2 separate regions of the Homo sapiens genome follow, and region 1 is linked to region 2. Evidence: read pairs that join two places in POLR2A ChIA-PET (ENCODE). Cell type or tissue: PC-9. All regions are shown on one strand. Links, peaks and the distances in the headings refer to the core of each region. The heading gives the core; the rest is flanking DNA. Region 1 overlaps SIPA1L3 (signal induced proliferation associated 1 like 3). Region 2 overlaps SIPA1L3 (signal induced proliferation associated 1 like 3).

Region 1 (7,439 bases), core at 3,151-5,650, 81 kb before region 2:
AGTGACTCACACCTGTAATTTCAGCACTTTGGGAGGCTGAGGTGGGCGGCTAACCTGAGGTCAGGAGTTCAAGACCAGCCTGGCCAACATGGTGAAACCCCATCTCTACTAAAAATACAAAATTAGCCAGGTGTGGTGGCGCACGCCTGTAATCCCAGCTATTCCGGAGATTGAGGCAGGAGAATCGCTTGAACCTGGGAAGCGGAGGTTGCGGTAAGCTGAGATCCCGCCATTGCACTCCAGCCTGGGAGACGAGAGAAACTCTGTCTCAAAAAAAAAAAAAGTTGGAGAGGGGACTCTAGGAAGCCTGAAAGACCCACTCCCCTGCTGTCCTGGCCTAGGGTACATTTCCCTTTTCTCATATGAAGCAACATCATATCATGGTTAAGAACATGGCCACATTGGCCGGGTGCAGTGGCTCACGCCTTTAATCCCAGCACTTTGGGAGGCCAAGGCAGGCGGATCACAAGGTCAAGAGATTGAAACCATCCTGGCCAAAATGGTGAAACCCTGTCTCTACTAAAAATACAAAAATTACCTGGGCGTGGTGGTGCATGCCTGTAGTCCCAGCTACTCGGGAGGCTGAGGCAGGAGAATCGCTTGAACCCGGGAGGCAGAGGTTGCAGTGAGCCAAGATGGCGCCATTGCACTCCAACCTGGGCGATGGAGCCAGACTGTGTCTCAAAAAAAAAAAAAAAAAAAAAAAAGAGTGTGACCACATTGTCTGGATTCAGAGCTCTGCCACTTGCTAGCTGTGTGACCTTGGACTCATCACCTCACTCTTGGGGCTGCAGTTTTCTCACCTGTAAAATGAGGATGCTAAAGCCTTTTACTTCAGGGTGTGGTTCAGAGCATTAGACAAACTTAGGTAAAGGACTCAGTCTGAGCCTGATACACAGTAAGCACTCAAAGTATTAGTTTTCATCATCATCGTTGTCATCCTTACTTTTCCTTCCTGAGGCCGGATGGTGCTCTACAGTTCAAGATAGGACTTGGGAATAAAGAGCGTAGGATTGATCTCAGCTCTGTGACCTTGCCCAAGTGAGTAACAGCTTTGGTTTCTTCATCTGCGTAGTAAGGACAAGAAAGAGCTTACAGGGCTCGATCATTGGATGTACGTTTGTCGTCTGAGATTTGGGGCGACTGGAAATTCAAGAGATCCCAAGTTCCCTGCTCAGTGCAGCCCCAGCTCCTGATCACACTTGAACGCGAGCTGATGGCGGGCTTGGTTCTAGGGCCTGCCTCGCCTCTGTCATGAAGGCTGCGCGGGGCCCTTCTGTGCCGAGACTGGCGCTTGCTCCCCACAAGCCCGTCTGCTGCTCCCTCCGCTGCGAGCCCTCCCAGGTCTGATCCGCCTGTCCCCAGTACCCCGGCATGCGGCACTTTTCCTTCTTCTCTTGTGAAAGGCAGATCTGGAAGAAGCTTCTGGGGAAATGCTGTGTTTGTGTCTGGTTATATCTATTCCCCAGACGGTGATTCTTAAACCTGGCTGTGGGTTGGCATCACCTGGGGAATCTTGGTAACAGTTGGGATTCTCTGGCTTCACTCCTGGAGCATCTGCTCCCGCAGGTGGAGAGGAAGATCATCTGCTGGTTTGGCCGCCCTACAACCATTCACCATTCTTTTGGGGTTTTCCTGTTGGGAACTGCTCTTCCTCCATCCCGTCCGTTCACTTACTGAGACCGCTGTGTGCAATTTATTATTTACCCCAGGCACTGGGGATATGGCAGGGAATCTGGAATATGCCCTTGAAACTGGAATTGTGTCTGTCCGTTAGATCACAGTACCGTAAGGCTGTCACTTTCTGATTTTTATAATTGTACTGTGATCCAGAGATTCTTCTTAGGAAATACCCACATCTTGAGGGGTTACAAACAAGAGCAAATTAACTGGAAAAGGGAAGCAAACCAGTGTTGGCTGAACAAACATGAAAATGACTACAATGTTTATCTTCAGTTTTGGGAGAATTGTCATGAAGACTCAACCACAGTGTCATCCTTTGTACAGAATAGGATTCTAATCAGGAGACCAGTGCTCATGTGCACAGCTTTGAGTGTGAAGATCTAAAAATTTTAGTTGGTAGGATGATTACAGATTATTTTCATCTTCCTCTTTACAGATTATTTTCATCTTCCTCTTTAAACTTTTGTATATTTTTCACATTTTCTAGAAGGAAGTTTTAGAAACAGAAGTGGGAAAAAAAACAACTTAAAAAAAGCCCCGGGCCAGGCGCAGCGGCTCACACCTGTAATCCCAGCACTTTGGGAGGCTGAGGTGGGCGGATCACGAGGTCAGGAAATAGAGACTATCCTGGCCAACACAGTGAAACCCCGTCTCTACTAAAATGCAAAAAATTAGCCGGGCATGGTGGCGGGCGCCTGTAGTCCCAGCTACTCGGGAGGCTGAGGCAGGGGAATCACTTGAACCCAGGAGGCGGAGGCTGCAGTGAGCCGAGATCACACCACTGCACTCCAGCCTGGCGACAGAGCAAGACTGTCTCAAAAAAAAAAAAAAAAAAAAAAAGCCCCACTGTTGTGGAATGTCCTGGTCTACCTGGTTTGGACTTAGAAATGCCTTAGGAGTAGCCTGGGCAGTTCAGGTCATTCCTTATCTTCCTGCCATAGGGATTGGTTCAAGGAAGGGAGGAGGTGAGTCAGTCCAATCAGAATTAAGACAGGTCTTTCTCTGGAGCTCCCAGGAAAGAAGAGGAGCTTTCTTCCTATGGAGGTGCCAAGTTGTAGAGTGTAAGCTTAATGCTGCTGGGGGCCTGGGGACCATCTTTGCTCAGAGGGTCGAGTGGAAAGGAGATGGAAATAATTCATTACAGACAAATTCTTTGGGTAACTGAACTTCTCAGTAATGGGAGCCAAAACATTGGCCCTTTTTCCCCTCAAGTCAGTTTGAATTGGGTCTCTGCCACTTGCAACCGAAAGAGTCCTAAGTAATACAGTAATTTTAGTGGACCCTAGAATCTATATTTAAATTTAAAAAATTCTCTGCCAGGCGCAGTGGCTCATGCCTGTAATCCTAGCACTTTGGGATGCCGAGGTGGGTAGATCACTTGAGGCCAGGAGTTCAAAACCAGCCTGGCCAACATGGTGAAACCCTGTCTTTACTAAAAATGCAAAAACTAGCCAGGTGTGGTGGCAGGCACCTGTAATCCCAGCTACTCAGGGGGCTGAGGCAGGAGAATTCCTTGAACCCGGGTGGTGAAGGTTGCAGTGAGCCAAGATCGTGCCATTGCACTCCAGCCTGAGGAACAGAGTGAGACTCTGTCTCAAAAATAAAATAAAATATAAAAATAAATAAATAATTCTCCAGAAATGATTTGTATGAATCAGATATTTGAGAACCACTTTGCTAGACTTTCCTGAGTGGCGGTTCTTAGCTTTATGTGATCAACAGACTGGCCTGGGGAACTTGTTAAAATACAGCAGCTCTGTTCCACATTGCTGGAGATTCTGGTTTGGGGCCTGAGGCCTGGGTATCTGCATTTTGAACACCATCCTGGGTGATTGCATACACTTCAGAGTGTGTGTATGCACAGAGGATTCTTGGCCGGGCACGGTGGCTCACGCCTGTAATCCCAGCACTTTGGGAGGCCGAGGTGGGTGGATTACAAGGTCGGGAGATCCTGGCTAACATGGTGAAACTCCGTCTGTACTAAAAATACAAAAACAATTAGCCAGGCGTGGTGGCGGAGGCCTGTAGTCCCAGCTACTCAGGAGGCTGAGGCAGGAGAATGGCGTGAACCCGCATTCTCAGCTTACAATCCTATCCATAGAGGGGGCCCAGGATCCTTCTCAAATGAATGAAAGTAGAGTTTAAGTCTGCAGTTTTTTTCCTCTTTGGAAAAAAACATTCCTTTCCTGCCCATGACCCAGCCTTGCACACTGGCCGCTAAACCTGGCGTATCGCATCATGTTTCAGGAGGAATTTGGTCAGATCTGTGCACTTTATTAGGATAATGGTTGACCCAGTGTGTACCTCCCCAGGTAACTTTGGAAAGAGCTGGATAGAGTTCATGACCAATTCGGAACAAAGTCTGCTCTTAGGAGGAATTTTGCTAATAGTGGGAAATATTCAAGAGGGTAATCACTGACTTAGTTCAAGGTAATTTAAGGTGAATGCATTCCTCATGTGTGTGTGTGTGTATGTGTGTGCATGCGTGCCAAACTTACTTGAGGTGAAGGAGGGGCGAAAGCCCTTTTACTCGAATGAAAGGAAATCTTTTGAATTGACCTATCGGTTCAGAAAATCCCTTTTCAAATCTTCCCTTGAGCAGCTTTGCTTTTGAGGCCCCTGAAAGCTGGGAAAGAAGGGGCTGTGAGGCCTGACTGACTCCTCGCTGCTGGCTGTACCCCCAGGCACGTGTGATTTTGCCATTGTCTGAAATCTTGCTTTCCCCAGAATTTGTGCCCCATGCTGAGTTCCTACAGCTCAGCCACCAGGAATTAGGGCATGGGTTAGCCAGGATTATTCAAATTTAATCTGATCATCGTTAAACATTTTTGCTTGCATCCTCCCCAAAAGAATTTTGATAAGCCCCTGTATACCTCCTTGTACACTGTAAAGCTAACATCTAAAATAAGCTTATGGTAACTTTAAATTTGTCTTATTTGTGGGAGAAGAAAATAGTACACATTTTGAAGGTCGAATGTAATTGAAATATTTTATGATGTGGTTAGATAAAAAAAAGTTTTTACTACCTTATTGAGTAAAGTACACAGAAGCTGAAAGCAATCATGTAAATTTTTCCCTGGGAATTTTTTCTTGGTGGATCTAGAAAAATTCAGTGGTCCTGAAAAATGTTCCCTTTGAACAAATCAGAGCCACTAACCTATACTGCTTTGACATTCATGATCCTACTATGGTTCAGAAAATCCTATTTTTAAAGCCCAGTTTCATGTTTGGCAGAAAGATACTTAAGTCAGGGAAAGACAGGCAAGTCTGGGGGTTTAAGTAGCTTTTTATTGTTCACTAAAGGCTACTTCCCCGAAACCAATATTGATGTTGTGTGTTTGGAGTCCTGGAGGTTTACACACCTCTCGGTCGTGCTCCTTGGGAAAATGGGGGAGTGCACAACAGCGGGTGGGCAGTGGGGAAGGAGACAGGCTGGTTTGCAGCCAGATCAGTTTTAGGAAGAGGAACTTGTGGATGTTGAGGATCTGAACATTGCTTCCCTTGAAAACACTGTTTTCAAGATACTCCTGTATCTGTTAAGTTTCCGTAAACCCCTAGTGATAAGCACATCCAAGCGTGAAGCCTCTCGGCTTTAAGAACCAGGCGGTTTCATATGGAGTGGGAAGTCCAGAGGTGATTAGGTTACAGAAGTTGTCACCACCACCGCCTGTATGTGTGTATATATACACACGTGCCATAAAAGTCACCCATTCAGAATATGCAATTCAGGCTGGGCGCAGTGGCTTATGCCTGTAATCCCAGTACTTTGGGAGGCCAAGGCAGGCAGATCTCTTGAGGCCAGGAGTTCGAGACCAGCAAGGACAACATGGTGAAACCCTGTCTCTACTAAAAATACAAAAATTAGCCAGGCATTGTGGTGCATGCCTGTAGTCCCAGGTACTTGGGTAGCTGAAGCACGAGGATTGCTTGAACACAGGAGGCGGGGGTTGCAGTGAGCCGGGATCACACCACTGCACTCCAGCCTGGGTGACAGAGTGAGATGCTGTCTCTCAAAAAAAAAAAAAAAAAAAAAGGCCAGGCATGGTGGCTCACACCTGTAATCCTAGCACTTTGGCAGGCCGAGGTGGGTAGATCACCTGAGGTCGAGAGTTTGAGACCAGCCTGACCAACATGGAGAAACCCCGTCTCTACTAAAAATACAAAATTAGCCAGGTGTGTTGGCACATGCCTGTAATCCCCGCTACTCAGGAGGCTGAGGCAGGAGAATCGCTTGAACCTAGGAGGCGGAGGTTGCCGTGAGCCAAGATCGCACCATTGCATTCCAGCCTGGGCAACAAGAGCAAAACTCTGTCTCAAAAAAAAAAAAAAAGAGTATGCAATTCAGCTGTTTTTGGTAAATTTGTGAAGCTGCATAACTATCACCACAATCCAGTTTTAGAATATTACCACCACCCCAAAAGATATCCATCTTGTACCTCTTTGCAGGCAGTCCTTGCTTCCACGCCTAGGCCCAGGCTACCACTAACCTGCTCTTTGTCTCTGTAGATTTGCGTTTCCTGAACATTTCAAATACATGCAGTCATACAGTATGTAGTCTTTTCTGTACCAGGCTTCCGTCACTTAGCATAATGTTTCTGCGCTTCCTCCAGGTGATAGCTCATATCAGTCGTTCATTTGTTCTTATTGCTGAATAATATTCTATTGTATGGGTAAACCACATTTTGTTTATTCGTTAACCATGAATGGATAATTTCATTACCATTATTCGTTAATGGATACTTGGATTGTTTCCAGTTTGGGCTAGTATGAGTAGTGCTGTTATAGACATTTATGTTCAGGTCTTTGTGTGGACATGTTTTCATTTCTGCTCAGGAGTGGAATTACTGGGTCATTTGGTAACTCTGTTTAAGTTTTTAAGAAACTGCCAGATTGTTTTCCAAAGTGGCTGCGCCATTTTCATAGATAGGGTCTCATGATGTTGTCCAGGCTGGAGTACAATGGCTATTCACAGGCGTGATCATGGCGCACTACAGTATCAAACTCCTGGGCTCAAGCTGTTTTCCCGCTTCAGCCTCCTGAATAGTTGGGACCACAGGTGCGTGCCACCGCCCCTGGCTGGGGTCCAGTATTTCTTTATCCTCACCAACGCTTATTGTTACAGCCATCCTGGTGGGTGTGCAGTGGTATCTCATTGTAGTTGTGATTTGCATGTCTCTGATGACTAATGCTGTTGATCATCTTTTTATGTGCTTATTGGCCATTCGTGTATCTTCTTTGGTGAAATATGTATTTGTATTGTTTGCCTATTTCTTAATCTTGTTATTTCATTGAGTTGTAAGAGTTCTTGATATGTTCTGGATAACACTCATCAGATATGTAGTTTGCAAATATTTTTTCCCAGAAAATATTTTTATTTTTTTAGTCATGCCTTTGGAAGTATAAAAGTTTTGTTTTTTTTTTTTTTTGAGACTGAGTCTCACTCTTGTCACCCAGGTTGGAGCAGTGGCACAATCTCGGCTCACTGCAATCTCTGCCTCCCGGGTTCAAGCAATTCTCCTGCCTCAGCCTCCTGAGTAGCCGGGATTACATGCACACGCCACCATGCCCAGCTAATTTTTGTATTTTTAGTAGAGATGGGGTTTCGCCATGTTGGCCAGGCTGGTCTTGAACTCCTGACCTCAAGTGATCCGCCCACCTTGGCCTCCCAAAGTGTTGGGATTACAGGTGTGAGCCACCACGCCCACCCTAATATAAAAGTTTTTAATTTTGGAAATTCCGTTTATCAATTAGTCTTT
Region 2 (7,439 bases), core at 1,644-4,143:
AAGCTCCCAAGTTCCAAGTAAATTCCTAGCATTGCCTCTCACACAGCAGGAAGAACGGCACTTTTCCTACGTGGTAACCAGGGCCTTAGGGAACTTGGAAAGAACATGAACAGGTTTCGTTTGTTCATTCATTTATTTTCCTTCACTCAGCAAATATGCATTTGAGCACCTACTATCTGCTTCTAGGCACTAGGGATTCAGGAATGAAAAAACAAACTCCTTACCTTAAGGGAACGGACATCCTACTGGAGAATAAAACAGTAAACAGATAAAAAGTGAATATAGGGCTGGGCATGGTGGCTCACACCTGTAATCCCAACACCTTTGGGAGGCCAAGGTGGGCGGGTCACTTGCGGTCAGGAGTTCAAGACCAGCCTGGCCAACATGGTGGCCGTCTCTACTAAACCCCGTCTCTACTAAAAATACAAAAAAATTAGCCAACCGTGGTGGCACACACCTGTAATCCTAGCTACTTGAGAGGCTGAGGTGGGAGGATCGCTTGAACCCAGAGGCAGAGGTGGCAGTGAGCTGAGGTTGCGCCACTGCACTCCAGCCTGGGCAACAGAGCGAGACTCGGTCTCAAAAAAAAAAAAGAAGTGAATATAGGATAAGTTGGATGTATATAGTGTACATAGGATGTATATAGGAGTATATAGTGATGAATAAAGCAGGGAAGGGGACTGGCCTCACAGGGCAATTTTCGGACAAGGTGGCCAAGGAAGGCCTCTCTGAGGAGGCCCTGAATAGAGGAGGGAGTGAGGCGGTCCCCAGCCTAATTCATCCACAGCCATCCGGGAGATCACAGTCAAATCATCTCCCTTCTGAACACAGTTTCTGTGAAAAGGAAATGTGTTCCCTCTCCAAGGGGCAGCCCTGCTCAGCTGGAGCCAGTCTTATCCCTGAGTATTGCCAGATCTGATGTTCCCCGCAATAGAAAAGGAAAGTGAAAAATTTTTTGCCAGTCCATTGAACCCAAATTATGCAACGTCAGATAATGAATGACTGTGACTATGTTTTGTTTTCATTGTGTTTATTTTTTAAGTTTGCTTTTCTTTGTAGCAAAAGATAGCAATTTTTCATTTTTAGTGGTGATATGGATTCTTTTTAAATATATAAAGCTTGAACATCACTTGAGGGCTGGGTGCAGTGGCTCACTCTATAATCCCAGCTCTTTGGGAGGTCAAGGCAGGAGAATCACTTGAGGCCAAGAGTTTAAGACCAGCCTGGGCAGCAGAGTGAGACTCCATCTCTACAAAAAATGTTTTAAATAGCCAGGCTTGGTGGCATGCACCTGTAGTCCCAGGAACTCGGACGGCTATGGCAGGAGGATCACTTGCGCCCAGGAGGTCGAGGCCATGCTACTGTACTCCAGCCCCGGGCAATAGAGCGAGAGAGATACGTATGTGTGTGTGTGTGTGTGTGTGTGTGCGTGTATGTAAATAATTGTACAGATGGGGAGTAGATACAGCTGAAAAGGAAGGGTGGAACACAGCGACTGGGCTTGGTAAGCACTGTATGGCTCAGCCACCCACTGTTTTTCCTCTGGGTCAGGGGTTCTCAGCAGCGGGCCTGAGCTGAAATTGGCAAACAATTACCATGGGTGTGCGCCTTGAGCCATTTGCATCATGGTATGTGCATTCGGCCAGGAATGTCTTCAAGTTTCAGGAACAGAAACCCCCGCTCACTGCAGCTTGATTGAATGAGGGCTTATTTCTCGCTCACAACAGCACACCTGGAGGTGCTTGGCTGCCAGTGTTAGTTTGGTGGCTGGGCAGTGTCAGGGCAGAGCCGCTTTGATTCTCTTGATCTTTCCCCTCATGGACACATCGCTCCTGCTGCCATGTCGCATAGCCTCCCCTAGCTCCAAGGAAGGTGGCAAATGTTATTTAACTTTTCAGCCTTTCCTGAGGAGGAAGCCAGAGAAAAAATGAATTGAGAGTATCTGTTGGGGTGGCCAGCCAGCACTGCCTGGTTTCATGGGGAAGGAAAAGCAGTAATAATGAACATTAATGGGTGCTGACTCTGTGCCAAGCCCTGCCGTAAGCGCCTCACGTGCATGATCTCATTCAGTTCTTGTAACTACCCTAAGACGTCACTGCTGTGATATCCCCATGGTAATGATGAGGAAACTGAGGCACGAGTGGTGAAGCTGCCTGCCAGGTAGAGGAGCTGGGACAGGGAGGCATGCAGCCTGGGTCCAGGGCCCCTGTTCTTAGCCACTACACTTTGTTGCCTCATAAGAGGTCCGGGGGTGCGGGGGGTGGGGTACAGGGGACCAGGCTGCTCACTGTCTGGCCTGGGTTTAAATTCTTCCAGCAAGGGCAGAGCCCAGCAGTGTGTTTTGCTTTGGGGAAGTTGTGATCATTAAAAAACTGTCTTGTGAATCACATCCGCCCCTGTGTAACTAACTACCTCCCACTGGTTCAGGTCTAGTCCTCGGGAGAGCACCAGCTGCACGTCTTATTCCTGGCAGCCCTGCAGGGACTTACAAGTGGCTGAGGGAACCCCTCTTGGCCTCCCTTTTTCCAAACTATACCTGTGCTTTTAGTTATTCTTCCCAGGATGAGCCTTCTAGCCTTTTCTTTCTCTGGAGGTCTGCTGGTTGATTGCGCACACATTTGATATGCGCCTCCCCTGCCCGTCCCTGTAGAGTAGTGGGGATGCAGTGGTGACTGGACCAGCCTCATGGCTGGGTGGCTCTGCCCTCATGCGGCTCCCCATCCGGTGAGGGAAGCAGACCTTCAGACCCCAGAGTGGTCAGGTCTGTGATCGGGGAAGCCCAGGGGAGTGGGAACCCAGTGGAGGTGCCTAACCCAGCCTAGGGGTCAAAGAGGGCTCCTGGAAGCAGCTTTTGGGCTTTGGAGGTGGAATAGAGATTCATCAAGGAGCCGTTTCTACCATCTTCTCCACCTGCCTTTCTTCAGTGAAACTCTCACGACAGCTCTCCTTTCTGAACTTCTGTTTCCCTCCTCAGTAAAATGAAAGATTCAGACTTGGGTCTCCATCCATCCTTCCAACCAACCATCATTGATTGGGCACCTCCCATGTTCCTGCTCCTCTTGCTGGGCACGAGGCTTACCCTGGTATACAGTATGTTGGGAAGTTCTGCAGGTAAACAACCCAGAGTGATAAGAGTTCTAATAGGGGAAGCCACGGGGCTGTGGGAACCCCAAGAAGGCACCTAACGGTGACTTGGAGTTTGGGGACAGGCTTCTCCAGGGAGATGAAAGCAAAAATGGGTTGACACGGTGGCCAAGAGCACAGCTTTCCGGAATCCAGCTGACCTGGGGTCTAGTCATAGCTGAGCCCGTGACTAGCCCTAAATGGGCAGCTTAACTGTGGGTGCTTCCATTTTCTCCCAAGGTGGTTGTAAGGATTAAGATGGGATTATGAATTTCAAGTACCTAGGACAGTACCTGGCACGAGAAGTCGCATAATAGATGATAATGAGATGATGATGATGAGATGATGGTGGTGGCGGTGGTGGAGGTGGTGATGATGATAATGAGGAGGAGGAGGATGGTGGCAGCTTGCATTCATTAGCCCTTACTGCATGTTGGAGGTTAGGTGGCTTAGTAACAGCCTATAAGATAATAAGCGTGAGCTGCTGCTGTTGTGATTATTCATTCACCAGACATGTGAGGGGTCGCCCTGCACCCAGCCCTGAGCTGGCACAGGCCTAGGTGTAGCAGGACTGTGTTCTGGGAGCAGAGTTCATACAGCGAAAGCCTGGGCCAGGAATTTCATGGGCCAAGTTGGGAGTTTCTTTGGTGTGTGTTGGAGACCCATGGCTCCTGGCCTCCTGGTCCCCTTTCTTGTTCATTCCTGAGACTTTTCAGCACTGGCCTCAAGAGTGTAGGCTGCCCTTGACCTCTGTGGCCAGAACGCATGGATGCTCTGCTCAGCCCATCAGCCAAGCCCCAAATTAGACCTGACAGTGTGATTTATTCTCTGGGATGGAGCCGGGAGGGCACAGCCCCAGTGGGTGATTCGGAGGGAAGGTTGTCAGCCCGAATTAGCCCAGACCTTTCATGCAGCCTTGCTGGTTCAGCTTCCTCTGGCTAAGAGGGTTTTCCAGGGTGTTGCTGGCTTCAGCACTGCCTCCTTCCCCGTCCCCAGGGACGGACACTTGGCTGTGATCCCTAAGGAGCGTGTGTCCCGAGGGCTGCCCAGGCAGGCCCTGTCTGAAGGCAGTGGAGGCTTTGGGTCATTTCATCTGCCCCCTCAGGAGCACAGAGTCGCAGCTCCGTGGAGTGCTTGGCCCATTCCCCGCTTCTGTTCTTTCACTGAGTTCCGTGCTGGGTGGCTGGTGGCCGTTTCCCTGCTCCACACCTTCCGGTCGGTGATCACAGTGTCTCTGCTTTCTAGCTGCCTTCATTCATTCACAGGAATGCCTCTGATGGGCGAGTTTCTGCTGCAGTAACAAATTAACCCTGAAATCCTAGAGGTTGGACACAACAGATGTCCATTTCTTACTTGTGACATGGGCAGGTCAGGTGGGAGGGCTTAACCTTGTACCTCAGGGACCCAGGCTGACAGGAGCTCCCCCCACTCGCCCCATCCCGGCCTGCCCCTGTCTTGGAGCCTCACAGGCTGCAGAGACACCACAGCAGAAGGGGACGGAGAGGTGCACAGCAGCACTTAGATGCCGAGGCCCAGAAGCCACGTGTTCACTTCCACCTGCACCCAGAACTGTCACACGGTCCTGCCTAACTACAAGGGACTAGAAATACGATACTCAGTGAGCAGTAACTCTCATAGCCACAGTGGACTGGTGGGGTATTTATGCAGCACCTACTGTGTGCCAGGCCTTCTCAGGGCTCTAGAAATGCAGAGGTGTCCCCCTGCCTTCCTGGAGCTCATAGTTTAGTGGTGGAAACAGAATTGAAGTAATTACAGCAACAGCTGTGTGATTATGTCTGCACTAAGTGCTCTGGCAGAGGAGCCCAGAGGGCCGTGACAGCATATCTGAGAGCCCGGACATGTCTTGAGAGGTCAGGGAACGTCTGTCATAAGGACTGACGTTTGGGAGGAGGCCTGAAGGATAAGTAGACCTTCCCCCAGTGGGGGCGAGGAATGGGGAGAGAGTCCCTGGTAGAGGGAACCGCATCAGCAGAGCTCCGGACGTGGGAAGGAGCTTGACTCTGCGAAGGAACTGGAAGAAGACCTGTGTAACTGCAGGGTCAAGAGCTGGGAGAGGTAGGTGGGGGCAGATGGTGCCGGGTCTGGCTGGCGGTGAGGAGGAGGCTGGGACTTGGAACACCTGCCTTTTGGAGCTGTTGAAAGAATCAAATGAGCTCAGTCATTCTCTTAACAAATGCTGAGTTCCCACTCTTTGGCAGGGGGTGTTCCAGCAGTGAACAAGACGACAAATATCCCTGTTCTCAGAGCTGGCATTCGAGGAGCGGGACACAGGCAGTGAACCAGGCAGATACATAGGATAATTTTTACCTGGTGAAAAAAACTGCTGACCAGTAAATAGAGTAAAACAATAAGGAGCGTATGGATTGGAGGCTTTTGGCTCCAGGTAACGGCAACCCCCATTCATGCAGACTTAAGCAGTCAGGCCCCCCACCTCCAAGTCTGAGGGTTCTTTGGACCCTGTGAGCTGGTGACACAGCAGCTCAACAATAGCCTGGGGGACTGTCTGTCACGGTGCCTTCATCTTAAAGCAGGCACCTTCCATGGTCAGAGGATGGCAGGTAGGGATGCCCTGGGCAGTGTCAGGGCAGGTAGCGGGAGATTTTTCAAACTCTGCATGTCCCAAGGATCTGCCACTAGCGTGCCTTGGTGACAGTGAATTATAGAAGCCAGTGTGAGAGTAAGGAGGAAGCTGTTGCTCTAGTCTAGGCTGGAGATGCCAGAGGATGGGGCCAGGGTAAGGAGCATGGAGGGAGAGGAGGGGGCAGGTTCTGGGTACGGTTTGGAGGTAGAGTGGACAGGACTTGCTAATGGCATGGCTGCTGGAAAGGAGTTCTGAGCAGACACACACAGATGTCCACTGTGCACTGTATCTTCCTCATGTAAAAGTCATGTGCAGGCCAGACGAGGTGGCTCATTCCTGTAATCCCAGCACTTTGGGAGGCCCAGGTGAGCAGATCACCTGTCAGGAGTTCGAGACCAGCCTGGCCAGCATGGTGAAACCCCATCTCTACTAAAAATACAAAAATTAGCCAGGCATGGTGGTGGGCGCCTGTAATCCCAGCTGCTCAGGAGGCTGAGGCAGGGAGAATTGCTTGAACTCAGGAGGCAGAGGTTGCAGTGAGCCAAGATCACGTCACTGCACTGTAGCCTGGGTGACAGCGAGACTCCGTCTCAAAAAAAAAAAAAAAAAAGTCATGTGCATGTTACAGTCTGAGAAATCCTACAGGAAAGAAACCCGCTTCTTTGACTATGGAGCACTTTTCTTTTTGAAAGACACCCAGGAACATCTTCTACAGTGTAATTTGGAAAATGTTTAATAATGATTCCCATCCTTGCTGTACATTAGAATTATGTTGGCAACTTTAAGAAATCCCAAGGCCTGGGTCTCACCCTTGACCAATTCAGTTAGAGTTACTGAGCGACATTATAAAGCTGTATTATTTGTTTGCATTTCTTTAATTTTTTAATTTTAATTTTTATTTTTTGGAGACACAGTCTCACTTTGTCGCCCAGGCTGGAGTGCAGTGGCACAATCTTGGCTCACCACAACCTCCGCCTCCGAGGTTCAAGCAATTCTTATACCTCAGCCTCCTGAGTAGCTGGACCACAGGCGTGCACCACCACGCCTGGCTAATTTTTTGTATTTTAGTAGAGACAAGCTTTCACCATGTTGCCCAGGGTGGTCTCGAACTCCTGAGCTCAGACAATCCACCTGCCTTGGCCTCCCAAAGTGCTAGGATTACAGGCATGAGCCACCTTGCCTAGCCTGCATTTCTGATTATCAAAGTAATGCTTGTTTGTTGTTTAAAAAAAGAAATCAAAGGACCCATAATGCCCCAAGATAATCACTTTTATGAGCTGGTGTGTGTCTTCCAGATTTTTTTCAACACTTGTACCTAAAAAATGCCATACGTGCCCCAAAACAAAGTGGTTCGATAGCTTTCCAAAGAGATGAAAAAAAGTTTGCCAGCGGGGGGTGGGGGTGGTGGGGGTGGGGGTCGGGCATGGTGGCTCACGCCTGTAATCCCAGCAATTTGGGAGGCTGAGGCGGGTGAATCACTTGAGGCCAGAAGTTCGAGACCAGCCTGGCCAGCATGGTGAAACCCCATCTCTACTAAAAATACAAAAATTAGCCTGACGTGGTGGCACGCGCATGTAATCCCAGCTACTCAGGAGGCTGAGGCAGGAGAATTGCTTGAACCGGGGAGGCAGAGGTTGCAGTGAGCCAAGATTGCACCACTCTACTCCAGCCTGGGCAACAGAGCAAGACTCTGTCTCAAAAAAAAAAAAAAAAA

Evidence for each region. Peaks named below come from ENCODE experiments on the same cell type or tissue, not always from the same donor. Only the 100,000 strongest peaks of a DNase experiment are listed, where the experiment ranks them.
Region 1: POLR2A ChIA-PET joins it to region 2 with 13 read pairs; 7 of 35 experiments call an interaction of 5 or more read pairs at or near these places.

Annotation. Positions count from the first base shown.
Region 1 is chr19:37,949,394-37,956,832 of GRCh38, forward strand. The region is part of intron 1 of SIPA1L3 (signal induced proliferation associated 1 like 3); the gene reads left to right. Among named protein-coding and RNA genes, the nearest start is that of SIPA1L3, 46 kb to the left of the region's middle. In PC-9, for the core only: no CTCF peak of the experiment used is centred there; a DNase peak (open chromatin) is centred at 4,418; H3K27ac peaks cover 1,512 bases.
Region 2 is chr19:38,032,272-38,039,710 of GRCh38, forward strand. All of the region lies in intron 2 of SIPA1L3 (signal induced proliferation associated 1 like 3), which reads left to right. Among named protein-coding and RNA genes, the nearest start is that of SNORD152, 130 kb to the right of the region's middle. RefSeq lists an enhancer at 4,774-5,275. In PC-9, for the core only: no CTCF peak of the experiment used is centred there; no DNase peak of the experiment used is centred there.